Linked DNA regions of Homo sapiens: region 2 is linked to region 1. The links are chromatin loops, found by intact Hi-C in ENCODE. Cell type or tissue: chondrocyte. All regions are shown on one strand.

What was found. A loop is a pair of places that touch in the nucleus more often than their neighbours do. Peaks named below come from ENCODE experiments on the same cell type or tissue, not always from the same donor. Only the 100,000 strongest peaks of a DNase experiment are listed, where the experiment ranks them.
Region 2: a loop joins it to region 1, with 6 times the contacts of the local background. A loop is called at or near these places in 3 of 110 quality-filtered maps.

Annotation. Positions count from the first base shown.
Region 1 is chr15:88,833,332-88,835,831 of GRCh38, forward strand. All of the region lies in intron 1 of ACAN (aggrecan), which reads left to right. Among named protein-coding and RNA genes, the nearest start is that of ACAN, 31 kb to the left of the region's middle. In chondrocyte, CTCF peaks have their summits at 945, 1,168 (motif pointing left) and 1,371; no DNase peak of the experiment used is centred here.
Region 2 is chr15:88,245,860-88,248,359 of GRCh38, forward strand. All of the region lies in intron 3 of NTRK3 (neurotrophic receptor tyrosine kinase 3), which reads right to left. Among named protein-coding and RNA genes, the nearest start is that of NTRK3-AS1, 5.6 kb to the right of the region's middle. In chondrocyte, CTCF peaks have their summits at 1,144 (motif pointing left) and 1,382; no DNase peak of the experiment used is centred here.

The sequences.
Region 1 (2,500 bases):
ACTCTCACCCGGCCTTCACCCAGCATCCCCTTCCTGCTCCCCAAGCTCCCCTCTCCACTTCATTTCAGGCTCCCCGTCCCCTTCCTCTGCCTCACCTATGCTGTCGCCCTGTCAGCACCTAATTCAGCTTCCCATGGAGAAAGGCCTCCCTGTTGACAGGGCCGTGCTGGGACTCAGGGCTGCCAAAGTCAGTCTTCTCGCATAAAAGGCTCAGTGAGTCCTGGAGACACTTGGAAGCCAGACAGAATGGAATTTCTCCCTATTTTCTTTACAGCTGAGAAAACACACACAAACACAAGAGCATATTTATTGCGATATTTCTATCCCAAAGTTTGTCTTTAAAAAAAAAAAAGAAATAAAATTAGTTTCTCTGCCCACTCCACCCCTATCCCCCTACCCCCACTCTCCTCCCCACCTCTTTTCATTCCTTCCCATTTCCTGGTTTAGGCCAGGGAGAGAAATCAAGCCGTCCAAGCCCCACAGAGCACTCCTACACCCCCGGACAATGTCCAGCTTGTTCAGAGAGTGAGGGAAGAAACACAGCTCCGAAAACATACACACAACCTCCCAATGAAGGGTGTTCTGAGGGAAGAACAGGCGGGCCTTGTGTCTGAACACGAATCCCTAAGGCTCTGGGAAGAGAGGAGCCGGAAAGTCTAGACCCCTCCCCAGAGTGGAGAAGACACTTTGCCCTCTGCCTTCTGGGGAACTATTTCCCAGCCGCAACTCGTCACATGGGGCTTGAACCAGAGCCCCTCATGGTGCCACAGCCTGCAGCCAGAGACTTTTCTTTAAAAGGCAGCATCTAGGTAGAAAAATCCCTAAGGAGACACAGGGGCTACTTCTCAGAACTTTGGGATTTTCCAGACTTTCTCCAGTGTGAGGATGACGTGCCTCATGCATTCACGCCATACCCCCAGCAGCACCCACAGACAGCCCTTTCATTTCTGGGGTGACTCGTATATGTAGCATAGGTGGTAGAAAGATGACACACTCAATCAACAGGAAGAAAGGGTCACTCGGAGTCCTGGGCCCACCCTGCCCCTGCCCCTGGCATTCCTGGATGGGAACACCAGTGCCCTCCCAACACCCCTCCTGAGCCTAGGGACTCCTGGGGTGCCCCCCTCATCCCCAAATCCATCCAGCCCCAGCCGGCGGTGACTGAGCCAAGAGCGACACCTGCTGGGCCACTGGACTCTGATAGAGCAAAAGTCTGGGAATGCCACGGGCGAGAGTTGCTGAAATCTCCAATCTTTTCTTTAGTCCCAGATCCTCCATCCGCTCCAAGGTTCCCTCCCTCTGTGATGCAAGCACTTCTTAAACCAAAAGGGGAGGGTAGGTGCTGATGCAAGTCCATCCAACAGAACAACTCGGGGAACATCACCAGGCATGCACCGTGGAGGGAAGGTCACAGGAGGTGTCTGTAATGGGACTGCACGTGTTCTAGGCCAGCGGTGCTCCATCTTGGCTGCACCTTAGAACCTTCCAAGCTCTAAAAATCCTGAGGTCCAGGCTGAAGCCCAGGTGATTTCAGTGTGCAGCTGAGGTTGAGAGCACTGCTCTGGTGGGTCTCCTGTACATTCTCTTGGGTCTTCTTGGGTCCACCTATGCTGGAGTCAGGGTTCCAATTGTGCACCTTTACACTGCGGTTGTCACAGACCTGTGTACTTATTATGACAGCTTTACAGCAGATGACGATAAGGAAGGTTTGTCTTTCTAATCCACATGAAGTCATTGATCTAGCAGGAGAGCTACAGCTTCCTAGGTCTAATTTCTCTCCTAAAATATTAATCCGTTCATCCCATAACCTCCTCAAGAGCTCTCTAGGTGAACATCTTTTCCCTGACATGAACCAGGCCCCTAAACCTTGCCTGAAACCTTGGAGGCTAGTCCATTCTAAAACACACGTGATCTCTGGATTTGAAGTTGGTGGCAGGCCCAAGTTTCATTAGGGATGTTGAGCAACTCATCACTTCTCTGGGCCTGAAGGACTGTGTTAGTCAGGGTTCTCCAAGGAAACAAACCAATAGGACACATGCACACAGACACACACATACGCACACAGACACACACATACACACACACACACACGAGAGACAGAGAGAGAGAGAATTATTATAAGGAATGGGTTCATGCAATTATAGAGGCTGGCAAGTCCCAAGGTCTGCATGATAAGTTGGTAAGCTAGACCAGGAGACCTGGTGGTGTAATTCTAGTCCAAGTTTGAAGGCTTGAGACCTAAATGAAATGATTGGAGTAGTTTCAGTTTGAAAGTCAGTAAGCTTGAGACCTAGGAAGAGCAGATGTTTCAATTCAAGTCCAAAGGGAAGAAAAAGCAATGTTCTAGCTCAAAGGCCATCCAGCACAAAGAATTCTCTCTTTCTCAGGACAGGTCAGTCTTTTCTCTCTATTCAGTCTTCAACTGATTGGACTAGACCCTCCCACATTAGGGAGGACCATCTGCTTTATTCAATCTACCAATTCCAATGTCAATCTCATC
Region 2 (2,500 bases), 590 kb before region 1:
GCCATAAATAATTAGGGTTGTATATGTAAATGATCTCTGGCCCAGTAGAAGGGATAATGTCAGCTTCTTTCCTTCTCTTCAGTGGACCAGATTTGAAAAGCTATCAGAAATAAGGAAGTGGGGAAAGATGGACCACAACAGAGAGAACACTGCCTGCAGCCCCAGGTCAGGAAGCTGGGAGCAGACCCTCAAGAAAGAGTCACAGGCCCCAGACCAGAGAGCTCCACACCCACCCCAAAAGCAGCAGACCCTGTCTCTAAAGCTGATAACCTTGTTAGTAGGAGGACACTCATTTGTGCATGGAACAAGACAGCACCTGCTCAAATACAAGACTGCCTGGAACAGACAGACGAGCCAACGATACTCTCAGAAGCACTGTCAAAACCAGCCAGTCCAGGCAGGGCCCATGGCCCTGGTTTGCAAGGCACTTTCGTAGCCACCTCTGTGTATGGTTATCTCCTAAAGCAGACACGGGATCTGCAGAGGTTAAGAGAAGGCGCCAAGCTCTCATCTCTAGTCAATGCCAGGACCTGCTATTTTCTGAGCACTACTTGTCGTCCGGTAATTTCCAAGCTTGGGTTGGTGGGGGCAGGGAGAGGGGAGAGATTCCCCCACACTTCAGCCAGGGCATCAGACAGCCTGAGAGCCTGTATAAAGCTCGCTTCCTCCATGATACTAGCCCCACAGTGAAACTATCTGTCAACTTCTCTATTAAGCCTGTGGGTCTTCCTGGGCTACCTTCCATGCATTCACCCCATTACCCTCTGTGCAAATGTGCTGATCTCTCCTGCTGCTGCTGAGAGAAGGCTGGAAGGAGAGCACACCAGGTGGCTTTCCTCCATCCAATGCACTCGCCCAGCCACCTCCTTCCCAGGAAGCCAAAGGCTCATGAGTCAGAAAGTCCGGGTCCTGGAGTCTCACATCCCTGGACTGCAGAGATACAATGGAAGCAGGGTCATCTCGGCGGAGAGATGCCCCTCATAGAGGAGAGCTGACCTCTCTGCTCAGCCCTGGCTCAGGAAATGCTCTGAAAGCCAGGGCTGACAGTGCACTTCTCACCAGGCTAGCGCCACACGCCCGGCTCCCGCCCTGGGAAGCCATCAGCCCAGGACCGTCTCGTGCGCCACACTGCCCTCTGGTGGCCACCAGGAGTGTAGCCGCAGAGGGAAGCCAAAATCTTTTAAGGTCTGTTTACAGAGACCTCAGACACGATGTGCACAGAACACAGAAGAGACGCACTTGTGCCTGTGCCAAGACTCCCCCAGATACACGCACGCAGCCCTGTTTCCCGCGGCAGGTAGCCGGGTTTAGGACTTCGAAGCTACTATTGCTCCCTTCGTGTTCTCCTCTTCTCTGCAGCACTCTAAGAGCTCCTTTCCCCGCCTGCCTGTAAAAGCCCGAACCCCTCAGTCCCAGAGCAGACACCAACAGGCGGATGGAGACCCACACCAGCTAGCGAGGCAGGGCCCTTCGTTCTGGGCTGCCTTGTGCCAGGAACTCACTGGGCGATTGGGCCAAATCAATTCACCTCTCTTGATTCCTAAGTTCTTTCTCTGTAAAACAGTGTTTGGCCCCAACATTTTCTGAGGCCCTTTCCAGATCTAGTAATTTATGGTTCAAAGTCTTGATCTTCTCTCTAACTCAGAAATCTTCCCAGTAGTCTAGAAAAGGAAATAACCAACGTGGTGCCCAATTATTTACAGAGCCTAGCGAATACATCATTGCATAGGTCTGAACATGACAGTGACCCTACGGGGGTGCCGGGCTGGAGAGTTCCATGACCTCAGCTCTCAGAAGTGCGAGGCCAGTGGCTGAGCGATCATGAAGCAAGCTCACACAGCCAAGAAGCAGCAAACGTGGAAAATGCACCAAACCCTGCCCCACAGTTTCGGCTGTTTCACAGAAGAAAGTTGTATCTGTCTCCCACACTAAGAGCTCATCCCTATGGAGAGAGAGATGGAGCTTCCATGAGCAATGAAGGTAGAGAGGCGGGGTAAGGTCGCGGGGGGATAAAGGCTGCTTATTGTGGAGAGGACCAGGGAAGGACGCAGAAAGAAGCTCTAAACATCAGCTTCCAGCTCCAGCTGCCCAGCGCTTTAGACACCCCCCTTTTGCTCTGCACCCAGAAATGCTCCTGGCACCCCAAAGCTCTACCTGGGAGAAGCCACTCAGCCCTCTGCTCTCCCATCCAGGCTCTCGCTGGCCATGAGCACCAGGGGCATAGTCCTGCTGACCACGGCTCAGCCCAGAGAGGAGCTGGCTGGGACCCAGCCACCAGCTTTCTGAATCTCAGCCAGCCTCAGCTGGCACCTGTTCTGCTGCGGGCTGACCTGACCTCAGAGGCCAGGACATCATGGGGTGGATGAGGAGGCCTGGGAAGAGGGTGTGGCTGAGACACAACTTCAGGAGAAACTCCCTGTTGGGAACAGGTCAGAAGGAGAGACCAAAAGCCTCCCCCACTACTAAGAGGCCTGCCTGGGACAGTGTTGGCCACACTGTT